Regions from separate parts of the Mus musculus genome. Here region 2 is linked to region 1. A link is a contact called in ENCODE Hi-C or POLR2A ChIA-PET data. All regions are on one chromosome and are shown on one strand. The core of a region is the stretch at or near the end of the contact, and the rest is flanking DNA. Distances in the headings are between cores, read along the strand shown.

The links. A loop is a pair of places that touch in the nucleus more often than their neighbours do. ChIA-PET counts read pairs that join two places held with the same protein, here RNA polymerase II (POLR2A).
Region 2: POLR2A ChIA-PET joins it to region 1 with 10 read pairs in embryonic stem cell. The contact joins the promoter of Wnt10b here to the promoter of Ccnt1 in region 1. A Hi-C loop is called at or near these places in 3 of 37 maps with a recorded cell type or tissue (Patski and left cerebral cortex). POLR2A ChIA-PET finds 5 or more read pairs at or near these places in 2 of 5 experiments (Patski and embryonic stem cell).

Annotation. Positions count from the first base shown.
Region 1 is chr15:98,566,006-98,571,335 of GRCm38, reverse strand. Ccnt1 (cyclin T1) reads left to right here and starts at 3,600. Exons shown (of 9, transcript NM_009833.2): 1 at 3,600-3,860. The coding sequence starts at 3,700. It overlaps 9330020H09Rik (RIKEN cDNA 9330020H09 gene), which reads right to left and starts at 4,012. Exons shown (of 2, transcript NR_028442.1): 1 at 3,811-4,012; 2 at 472-3,697. It overlaps 4930415O20Rik (RIKEN cDNA 4930415O20 gene), which reads right to left and starts at 332. Exons shown (of 4, transcript NM_001201322.1): 1 at 212-332. The coding sequence starts at 290.
Region 2 is chr15:98,776,575-98,782,005 of GRCm38, reverse strand. It overlaps Wnt10b (wingless-type MMTV integration site family, member 10B), which reads left to right and starts at 3,856. Exons shown (of 5, transcript NM_011718.2): 1 at 3,856-4,148; 2 at 5,003-5,116; 3 at 5,226-5,431. The coding sequence starts at 5,043.

The sequences.
Region 1 (5,330 bases), core at 2,351-4,850:
GCTGGCTCAAACTATGTATCTTAATAATGCTATGAAGTAACAGGAAGTGGAGCTGAGTGGCGGCTGTCCCTGCTGTGCAAACTTAACTGTGCTAACAATTGGTCATGAAAGAACATCTCTAACTCTGCTCAGAAAGGAAATGACTCGGAAGTGGCTAAGACTCTCTTAGGAAAGGCATGGCCCTCTGCCCACCGTGCTGAGTCCTCCTTACTTGTTTCTTGAGCTGTGTTTCTCTTTTTACTCTGAAAGTAATGTTGATATCCTAGTAGATATAAGTTGAAGAAAGCCATCTCAGCATCCCCTTCTCTTTAGAATGTCTACACTGGAGCTCCAGGTTCTAGTAACCATGGTAAAGGCTTGGAGCGTTACCGTAACTGGCAGTTCCTTTGTCCAGTAGAGCACAGGATTTGTGGGTTCTCCATGGAGCTGCAACTGCGTGAGCTAAATAATTCCAGGAAGCTTGAGGTATCAAGGATCATTACTTTTTCTTTTATTTTCAAGACAGAGTTTCTCTATGTAGCCTTAGCTATCTTGAAACTTGTTATATAGACTAGGATGGTCTCAAACTCACAGAGACCCACCAATCTCTCTGCCTCCTGAGTGCTGAGACTAAAGGTGTGTGCCAGCACAGCCGGGCTTATCGAGTTGTTTAATTAATTTACGTTACATTCAAATTGCAGTGCACACACACACACACTTTCTCTCTCTCTCTCTCTCTCTCTCTTTTTTTTGGAGACAGGGTTTCTCTGGTTGTCCAAGAATTCACTCTGTAGACCAGACTGGCCTTTAACTAAGAGATCCACCTGCCTCTGCCTCCCAAGTCCTGGATTAAAAGTGTGAGCTAACACTGATGGCCTGCAGGCTCATTACCTTTTATTTTTTGTTTTTTCTTTTTTTGCTCATTACCTTTTAAAAAAACTGCTGTCATCCTTTGAGAACTTTGTGCAATGTATTTTGATCATCTGCATCCACCCCCACCTCTTCCATCTCCCCCAGATGCCCTCCATTTTGTCCTTCCTAACTGCATGGCCTCCTTTCCCTATTCAGTGACTCTAGTTAGTGCTGCCTAGCTGCACATGGGTGTGGGGTCATGGGCAACTGGCCAGTGGTCACTTTCCCCTCAGCAGCCATCACCCCTGTCCTGTCCTTGCTGGACTCTTCACTGGCCTGACTGGTGCAGGTAAGCACAGCTGTAGTGAGCTGCTGTGTACGGTAGCCAGGTGGCATTCCCTATCTATCAGCATCCTCCCAAGCCCTCCCCTTTTGAGACAGGGTTTTACCGTGTCTTGGAACTCATGAAGTAGACCAGGCTGGTCCTCAAACTCAGAGATCTGCCTGCCTGCAGGACAGCTAGGGCTGTTACAGTGAAAATCCTATCTCAAAAGGCTTTGAGGGTGTGTGAGATGGCTCGGTTGAGTAAAGGTGTCTGAGTTGAGCCTGATGACCCATGTTTAATCTTTGGTAAACATGGTCCTGTGGTAGAAAGGACGCTCTAGAATTATCCTCTGATGTCTAGCCTTACACTGAGGCATGTGAAAGCTATGTTGTGTATGCACAGCACATGTATATACACTCAAGTTTTTAAATTAAAAAAACTCCCTGAAGAAGGAATCTTGGAGAGGGGAGGCTGGGGAAGACTGGGAGGAGAAACTGCAGTTGGGGTGTATATGAGAGGAAAAAACTGAAAAAAGAGACAGTGACATACATAAAACATGGGAACTTCTTTTTTTATATATATAATTTATTTTTTTTGGAGACAGGATCTCTCTATGTAGTCCTGGCTCTTGTTATGTATCCCAGGTAAATATCCCGCTCAGGTTGGAAAGCTGGAGCGGGGCTGCGACTTAACAGAGGCCTTGAACTTAGAAAATTTCCACATGGTGCTGGTGGTAACTTTCCACATGGTAGAGGCAGTTTTGATTCATCCATGAGCAGATCCTAGGATACTTTTGGGCTTCTAAACTATTTAGCCTTGGGGCACTTGAGGTCGTCAGGGGATAACTGGCTAGAGTCAGTTCTCCTCGATCTATGATGGGGGGGGGGGGTTCTCGGGGATTGAATTCACACCAGAGTTGACAGCAGCCTCTCCTACCTGCTAAGCCACCTCGAGGGGACCCTCATTTATGCAGACACATTTCCCAGAGGACTTCTGGCGAAAAAAATAGACCCCAAATCTTCAAGATTGATTGCCAATCCCCTTGCTAGTGGGTGGATACAGTGGGCTCTTGGTAAACAAAAGATCTAGAGTTTGGGATTGTGTGAACATCAATACCGAGTTCAAGGCAGCGACCGAGGCCCGGGGACAGAGACACCCTGGTGCAGCCAGGAGGCTGAGGCGGACATCGGCCCCAGCTTGCTTTTTACAACCTCACAAAGTGGACCTGGGAGTGAGGCCAGAGCACAAATTATCTCTTGATCTCCTTCTTCTGATAATCCTCCCCAATGCAGGACACAAATTATCTCCTGATCTCCTTCGCTTGATAACCTTTCCCTACGGGGTGGGTTTCCTAGAACTACTGACCTGACGCGCAGGGGAGCTTGCATAACCTTGGGCCCTCCCTGACTGGATGTTTGGAATCTGAGCCTGCAAGCTTATCGCCTTCACTGACAAAGAGAAAAGAATGCAAAAGAAAAAAGGCCTCCAGACCTAAACGATAAACGATCGGTGGTGTCCTTGAGCGTGGCGGGGTGGTGGTGCAAGCCTTTAATCCCAGCACTCGGGCAAAACCCGACGCCCCTCTGAGCTCCAGGGATGACAAAAATAAGAAAGGAAAGAGAGAAAAAGACCCCTTTACCCGGGGCTGGAGAGATGGCTCAGCGGGTAGGGGCACTGACTACTCTTCCAGAGGTCCTGAGTTCAATTCTCAGCAACCACATGGTGTCTCACAACCATCTGTAATGGGATCCGATGCCCAATTCTGTTGTCTAAAGACCACTACAGAGTACTCATATACATAAATGAAGATAAATAAATCTTTAAAAAAAGGCCCCTTTACCCCCCCCCCCCAAACACTCAAACGAAGCTCAGTGGCGTTGATTTTATTCCTTCCAGATGATTGGCCGCAGTGAAACGGGAGGAAAGGCTGCTACAAAATAGGAGAGCGGTTTCCAAACGCGCCGGAGTTCTCCATGCCGGAGCTAAGAACCCAGGAACCTTTTAGTGGCTTTCGCGTTTCTGCACGGGGCAGGGCCACTCACTGTCTCGTCCTTTCTCGGTTTTCTGAGAGTCTCGCCTATTTCCCCTGCCACTTTTTCCGTAAGCCCGGTGTTACAAAGGGGCCTCCATCACGCACGTCCTCGGAAACTACCCAGCCAAGCGCAGCGAGCGTTAACTAGAGGCCCGCCGGTGAGGCCCCCTTACCGCAGTTCTCGCGCGGAAAGACGAGACCTTTAAAGAACGACGTCAGATAGTCCCGCCCACCTGGCGGTCACACGACCGGATCCTGCGTCCCGGCCGCCGGTCCGTTCTTAGCCGCGGACTGGCTGTGGATTCGTCTACGGGGTGTCGGAGGGGTCATTCCGGAAGTCGGCGCTGGAATCTTCGGCTTTCTGGGCGGAAGTGTGTCACAACCTCGGTGGTCGCCCCTTGGAGGAAGTTCGTCACGTCGCAGTAGTCTCGGCACGGCGGATGTGTGTCGCCGCTCCGGTGACGCTGGGAAGTGCTCGCAGCCCCCGCCGCTGCCTCTTGGTTGAAGCACTATGGAGGGAGAGAGGAAGAACAACAACAAGCGGTGGTATTTTACTCGCGAGCAGCTGGAGAACAGCCCGTCGCGTCGCTTTGGCGTGGACTCCGATAAAGAACTCTCTTACCGCCAGCAGGCGGCCAATCTCCTCCAGGACATGGGACAACGTCTGAACGTGTATCCTTTCGGCCTAGGCCATCGGCCTCGGAGTGCGTCCGGCCATGCTTCGACGTCCGGGCCGGCGACGCTGGTGGGGACAGAAGCGGGTGGGGTGGTGGCAGGAGCTGGGCGTCTAAGTTGGGAGAACCCACAATGGCGCTCGCTGGCCGAGCCACTGTTCGCGCGAGGGAAGTGAGGCGGAGTCAATTTCCCGCTCGCTCACCGGTGCCACCGGCCGGGCTGCCGACTCGTACCTCTCCTGTCTTTGTGTTTTCGCTGCTCCTTCCCAGCCCCCGTCCTCTGGATTCTGCCCTGTTTTAGTGGCTTTTGAGAGTCTTCTTTCTGCTGTGACCTAAGGCTCCGTTTAGGACGTTTCGCTATCGACTCTGCCTCCCCAAAGTGTATAAAAAGGGTTTCGGGAAATTCTGTACGCAAAGGACTTATGAAGGTGGTCTGGAATTGCTGCCCCAGTTTTGGTTCCAAGCCCGTTTCTCTCACTAGCTGGCTAACCTGTCAGATTCTCGTTTAAAACAAAATGTCCCAATGTCTGCCACCACGCTTGATATTCAAACGTTCTAGTAGCTGTTTCATGGAATTTAAGAGGAAAAAAAGATGTCAACTTAGGTTTGGGGGGAGGGGATATACAAGTTGGTATGCTTAAAGTAGTTTTCAGAATATTAAGTCCTTGCTTCTTTGGGCACTAGTGATAGTTTATTCATTAGGTTTCAAAATTTAGAGGTAATGTAGTTTAGTGATTTCCCCCCTCCCAGTTTTTCTTATGAAAATACAGTCTTGTGGCAAAACTAATAGTTTTAAAGTTCTTTCCGTTGTCCATATATATATATATTTTTTTTCTTTTTCTTTTTTTTATTTTACTTCCACTTATGTAGCATTTATTTAAGAGTGATGCTGAGGGCTAGGCCTGGTGTCCTGTGCCTTTGATCTGAGCTTTGGAGAAGTAGAAGCAGGCCAGAATTTCCATGTAAGACCCTGTCTCCAAGAAAGAAAAAAAAGTGCAGAGTTTAGGTCTCTAGTGTTTTTAAGTCTGAAGGTTGTATGTTGTATAGGTGTTCTCTTTATTGCCAGTTGTCTCCTATTGAAATCCAGTTTCCCAAGCATTTGGTCAGTGCACGATCAAACCTCTCTGAGTTTCTGTCTGTGTTTACGGCACCTTTTAAATGTGTGTTTAAGCTTGCCGCCATCATATTGTCACTTCTATGCAGACTGTTGCTGAGGTCTGTGGGAATAAGTACTCTTACGTTTTGGGGAGGTTGGAATGGTACCCGTACAAAGGAAGGCAGGGGTTTATTTTCAGTGGATGACTATCAAATGGTTTCAAAGGTTTTATACTTCAGAGGTCATGTAATATTTCCTGAAGGAATCAGAACTAAGCAGGGTGTGGTGGTGCGTACCTTGAATCCCATTGCTCAGGATGGGGAGGTGAGCAGATCTCTACTTCTGATGCCAGCCTGGTCTACACAGCACGTT
Region 2 (5,431 bases), core at 2,607-5,106, 210 kb before region 1:
GGCCTCCAAACACAGAACCGAACACAAGCAATTTTAAAAGTAAACAAATAAAAATTAATTTCCCTGATCACATCTTTCCAATGATTCCTTATCTCACTCCAAACCCAAAATCTTGACAGTAACTAGCAGGCCTCTCCAGGTCTGACCCTGTTCCTTCTTAGGTCTTCAGGTTCACAACCAACCAAATCTTCCCTTGTGAATTACTCCTTTATTGATCTTTCTGACCCTTCCAACATACCAAGCATGTTCCTTTGTCAAGGTCTATGGACATTTCTGTCTTTTGGAATGTTCCTCCTTTAGATATCTTGGGGTTTTGTTGTTGTTGTTTTGTTTTGAGGCAGTCATACTATATAGCCCAGGCTGGCCTGGAATTTACCATGTATACTAGGCTAGCCTTGTAGCCTGGAATTCCCTCAGCTCCACTTGTCTCTACCTTTCTTGTATTCAAACTAAAAGCAAGGCCCATGAACTGCCTGCCACTCCTAGCTCTGGCCTCAAATTATTTTTTAAAATTATTTATTAGATTTGTTTTTCTTTGTAGTTCAAATGTTTTGCCTGCTCGTATATATGCGCACCACACTCATACATATTGATTCCCAAGGAACCAAGGTTATGAATGGTTGTGAGCCACCTTGTGGGCGCTGGGGAATTGAACCTAAGTCTTCTACAAAAGCAACAAGAGCTCTTCGATGCTGATCTGTAGATCTGCTCTCCTGGAATTCTTGATCTCCCTCCCTCAACTTCCTTATTCTAGGTATATGGGACAGGGGGCGGCTCGCTGTCACTTTTGGCTACAGTTAACTAAAGAATTGAAGTAGAAACTCTGTAGCAAAACACAGGCCTTGGAATAGATCTAGGAGGGAGGCGGTGGGGGAGGGTGAAAGCTTTGCTTAGACGTTGGGATAGAGAGAGAGAGAGAGAGAGAGAGAGAGAGAGAGAACATTGGAGCAGAGCTCTGAGTTCTTGGGCAAGCCTTTGAAGCCCAGGCAGGCGCTACCCCCTCGGGCTGGGAGGGTGTAACCCATCCATCAACCTATAGTAGACAAGGGGGTAACATTCTGTCTTGGGTGAGTCAGAAGACTCCTTGGGGCTACTACTGAATGTGGGGGCTTCTCTGGAGTCCAGTAGTTCGTCTGCAACATCTCTGGCGCCTCTGGGTGGTGGCCTTCGGTGCTGCAGTGGAAGACCGGTGAGGTGGAGGGAGGCGTACAGCTGAGCTCACCGCCGCAGGCGCATCCATCCCTCCAGGGCCTATAATTTGGGTTCCCTGGGCTGGCCGCCCCTATCAGCGGCTTAGCAACAGATGAGTCACCCAAGACCCCAGCCAAGGCAAACATCAGGGGAGGGGGAGGAGGAGGAGATTCCCGAGTGTAGCCCGGCTTTAGCCACCGCCTCAGTTGCTTGATTTCCCCATCTCCAGAGGTCCCCACTCTTTTATTTGACACTCCCCGCCCTTCAGGGCCTCGTTGTTCTTCCCACAGTGTTTTGCTACACGTCCCCCCTCCCCATCCCCGCAAGGGCCGGAGGGGCCTTCCACTTTTCTCATCAAAAGGAAGATGGGCCAGGTTGCTCTCATTTCCTCCCTGCAGTGATGGCAGCCCCCCTTTTTTCCCCCTCTCATCTAGGTCTCAACCCTTGTCAAGGTCTCTCTGGTTCCTGCCCCTCCTCTTTCTTGGAGCTGGCTGCGTGCTTGGGGTATTAGGCAATGGGTGTGCACCCGCAGGCCTCTCCAGGCCCCGCCTGTCCCACCGCCCTCTAGCTGCCTGTGGGTCAGTGCTCAGGCCAGACGGTCGGCAAGAGGGCACCCTCGGCCAGCTCAGGCCACCCACTGCCTGCCTGTGGCCTCTTATCAAAGAGCAAGACTTCAGAGAGGTTAGAGAACAGCGGTATGAGTTCTTAGGTTTGGGACAGTTCAACTTGGGGAGCCCCCAGGCCACTAAGAAGTTGAACCTCTGGGCGCTATAATCTTCCTTAGCCCCTTCATCATCATCATCACCTTCGTCGTTATTATTATTATTGTCGTTGCCGCTGTCGTCGTCATCATCATCATCATCGGTTTTAGAGACAGGGTCTCTTTATATAGCCTGGCTGTCCCAGAACTCACTACATAGTAGACCAGGCTGGCCTTGAATTCAAGGAGATCCACCTGCCTCTGCCTCCCAAGTGTTGGGAGTAAAAGCATGGCGCGCGCGCGCGCGCACACACACACACACACACACACACACACACACACAGCTCTACCTGCCCCAGCTTGCCCTAGTCCCTTCTTGACATCTGACTGAATGATAGAACTAGGAGGTAAAGATAGCATTAGGGACAAATAGGAACAAGACAAAATCCAACGTGTGAATGGAACTGCAGCCACGGGAGAAACGTGAATATCCTCGAGATACTGATGAAGGATCTGCTAAATACCCTTCCAGGGCCTGGGTGAGTCCCAGGCTGACAGGCAGGAGAGAGGATGGGGCACTGGTGAGGATCCTGGGTTCTGGAGTAGGGTAGAAGTTACTGAGACAGTGCTGGCCCATCTCAGAAGTTATACATGGTTTGGCCTTCTTCCCCTAAATGGGAAGGAGCTCTTGGGCTGCCTTTTCCCTACTCCAGAGGTGGGGGACTCAGAAAGAGCACCTCCCGCTGTGGTCTAGCTTAGGGCTCCAGCACCCTCATCAAGGAAGCACTCAATAGTAACCCCAGATACCTAACTTCCTTTGTACTAGACACCTAGCCAGGGATGCCTCTTCAACACAAGGCAAGACTTGCAAGAATGTAGACCAGGGGCTGGTTGCCCAGCCTTGCTGCTAGCCACCACCAATGAAGAGGTGGTTGTGGCTGTGGGTACCAGCCCTGTGCTTCTGTTTCCTTGGGGGGTCGGCTCTGGATCTATGTGACTTGGGTGCGCAGGGCCAGTCATGCTGTGCTTGGGGCTGCGGTCTGGCAGGGGCGGGGGGGGGGGTGGTGGTGGTTGGGAAGCCTTGAGGCCCCTCTCTGGCAAAAATAGTCCGCAGTGGTTAGAGCTAGGAGGGTGAGTCAGGCGGGAGTGCGGTGGCGCCTAACCCCTTCACTGCCGCCAGAGCTCCGTAGTTTGTGCCTTTGCCTGGGCTCACCCAGGCCAGGTTCTCCCCCCCCCCCCCCCCCCCCCGCTATCCTGAAGTTGGGCTCACTTTGGGATCCTCTCAGGCCTCCCTCATCTCTTGTGCAGCAAACGCGCGAGCGTGGAGCATGCATTTGGGTTATCTCAAGCATTCATCCAGGAATTCCGGAGAGGAGACCCCTGAGATCTCGGATGCCTACCAGAAAAGGGGAGCATAGGGACTGACAGGAGGTCTTAGGAGCTACCCGAGCTTTTGACCAAGGCCAAATTCTGAGGCCAAACCTGAGCCCTCCCAAGGGGCAGGCGTAAGGCTCTGAGGTGGGCGGGAGCCAAGCCACACAGTGGCTCCTCACTTGCAGGCTCAGAGTGCCCTGGTGCGCACAGGCTCGTGGGCTCTTCAAGAGACCGTCAGTAACCCTAAGGTCGTCTAGATCCGTCCTCAGCGTGTCAAAGGAGCGCTTCAATCACCCACTCTCGGAGGCAAAGGAAAACGATGAAAGACCCTGTCATTGGGACCAGATCCTGGTCCCTTGGGGTCACCGCACTCTCCCTACAGCCTCGGGAGACCCCGGAGCAGGTGAGTGGAACTCCGACCACTTGCCCCTGGAGTGGGGCTAATCGTGATCCCGGCGTCCTGTGTGTGTGTGTGTGTGTGTGTACACGCTTGGGGGGGGAGCGGCTGCGTTCTCCTGGTCAAGTCAGGGGGTGGGGTGCGGGTGGGGTGGGGATGCCCCGGGCTCTGGGAGGGGCCGCAGTTCCGTCAGCTCGAGCAGAACCACCCGTGAGTTAGGTCGAGCAGAGCCAAAGCCCCCGGTGCTTCGTCGCGGGTTCGCTCGCTAGCTATCTGGATCACTCCCTCCCTTTTACCCTCCCTTCCTCCCGGCGGGCGGCCGCGGCGACGCCGGGGAAGCGGCAGAGAGGAGTGGCTGGGCGCTGGGAGAATGCTGCTCCGCCGAGGGGGCTGAACCCGACAGTTTCCCCACGGTTTAAGCCCCAAGAGCCGGGCCCGAGTGACTCAACCGCGAGCCTTGTGGATCCTGCACCTGAACCGCTGGAGGTAATGGGGCGGGAGAGAACAGGGAGGGCAGAGACTAGACAGGCACGCGGGCGGTCAGACAAGACAGACAGACAGACAGACAGACAGACAGACAGACAAGCGTCCCCCCTCAAGAGCACAGACAACGCTGAGAAAGCCAGATATAGAGATACCTACAGAATAAAGAAGTGCCTTCGGATTCAGAGGGCAATGAGGGGGTGGGGTAGAATTGGGGTCGGACCCTTGGGGACTAGATGGTGTCGCACTGCAGAGGGAGCGTGTAGTTAGAAAAGGGGCGGGGGTAGATGGGGAATCTGTGGCCTTGGCGCAGGGCACCTGGTTTCCCTCGGGGCCTTTGTAGCCCACTTTCCCCCTGGTGGGAGCCGAGGCCAGAGAGTGGTTCCAAGAGCCTGACCTCGGACCCTTCTAATCTAGCTTGCCTGGTATTGCCAGCACGAGGAGGCAACACCCCTCCAGGTGGTGGGGAACCCCCTTCTAATCCCTCCCTCTAACCCTGTAAGGGCGGGCAGATCAGTTGTGGGGCCCACAGAGAGGGAGCGGTTGGTGAGGAGGGATAGAGGGTCTGAGAGAACCGGTCTCAAATGGGTATGTGAGTGTCCCAGGACCCTGCGTCGTGTCTGGCTGGCTCGGACTCCAGGGGTGCTCCGGAGGGCCTCGGGCTGCTCAGACCCTTCCTCTTTGACAGGTTCCAGGACGCAGACACTGGAAGTCAAGGGGTGACTAGTATTGCACAGTTTGGGGAGGGGTGAGAAAAAGCTAGTGGGGCTTCATTGGTGGCTTAAGGAGCTGAAACAGAGCGTCCTTCGGTCCCAGGGAGCCAATCTAGTCCTCATCAAATGTCCCTGTCCCCGCAGGCGCTGACTGACTCGCCCACCGGAGCCTCCGGGCTTCGACATGCTGGAGGAGCCCCGGTCTCGGCCTCCGCCCTTAGGCCTCGCGGGTCTCCTGTTCTTGGCTTTGTTCAGTCGGTGAGCGTTTTTTTATCCAGTTCCAGGGGAGGGAAAGCACCGATCTGGGTTAGGGAGGATAGGGATGGGGCGTGCGACTAGACCCCAGACCCTTGTCGCTTGTCCCCAGGGCTCTAAGCAATGAGATTCTGGGCCTTAAACTTCCCGGTGAGCCGCCGCTGACGGCCAACACCGTGTGCTTGACCCTGTCCGGACTGAGTAAGCGACAGCTGGGGCTGTGCCTGCGCAGCCCCGACGTGACGGCGTCGGCGCTCCAGGGGCTGCACATCGCCGTTCACGAGTGTCAGCACCAGCTGCGCGACCAGCGCTGGAACT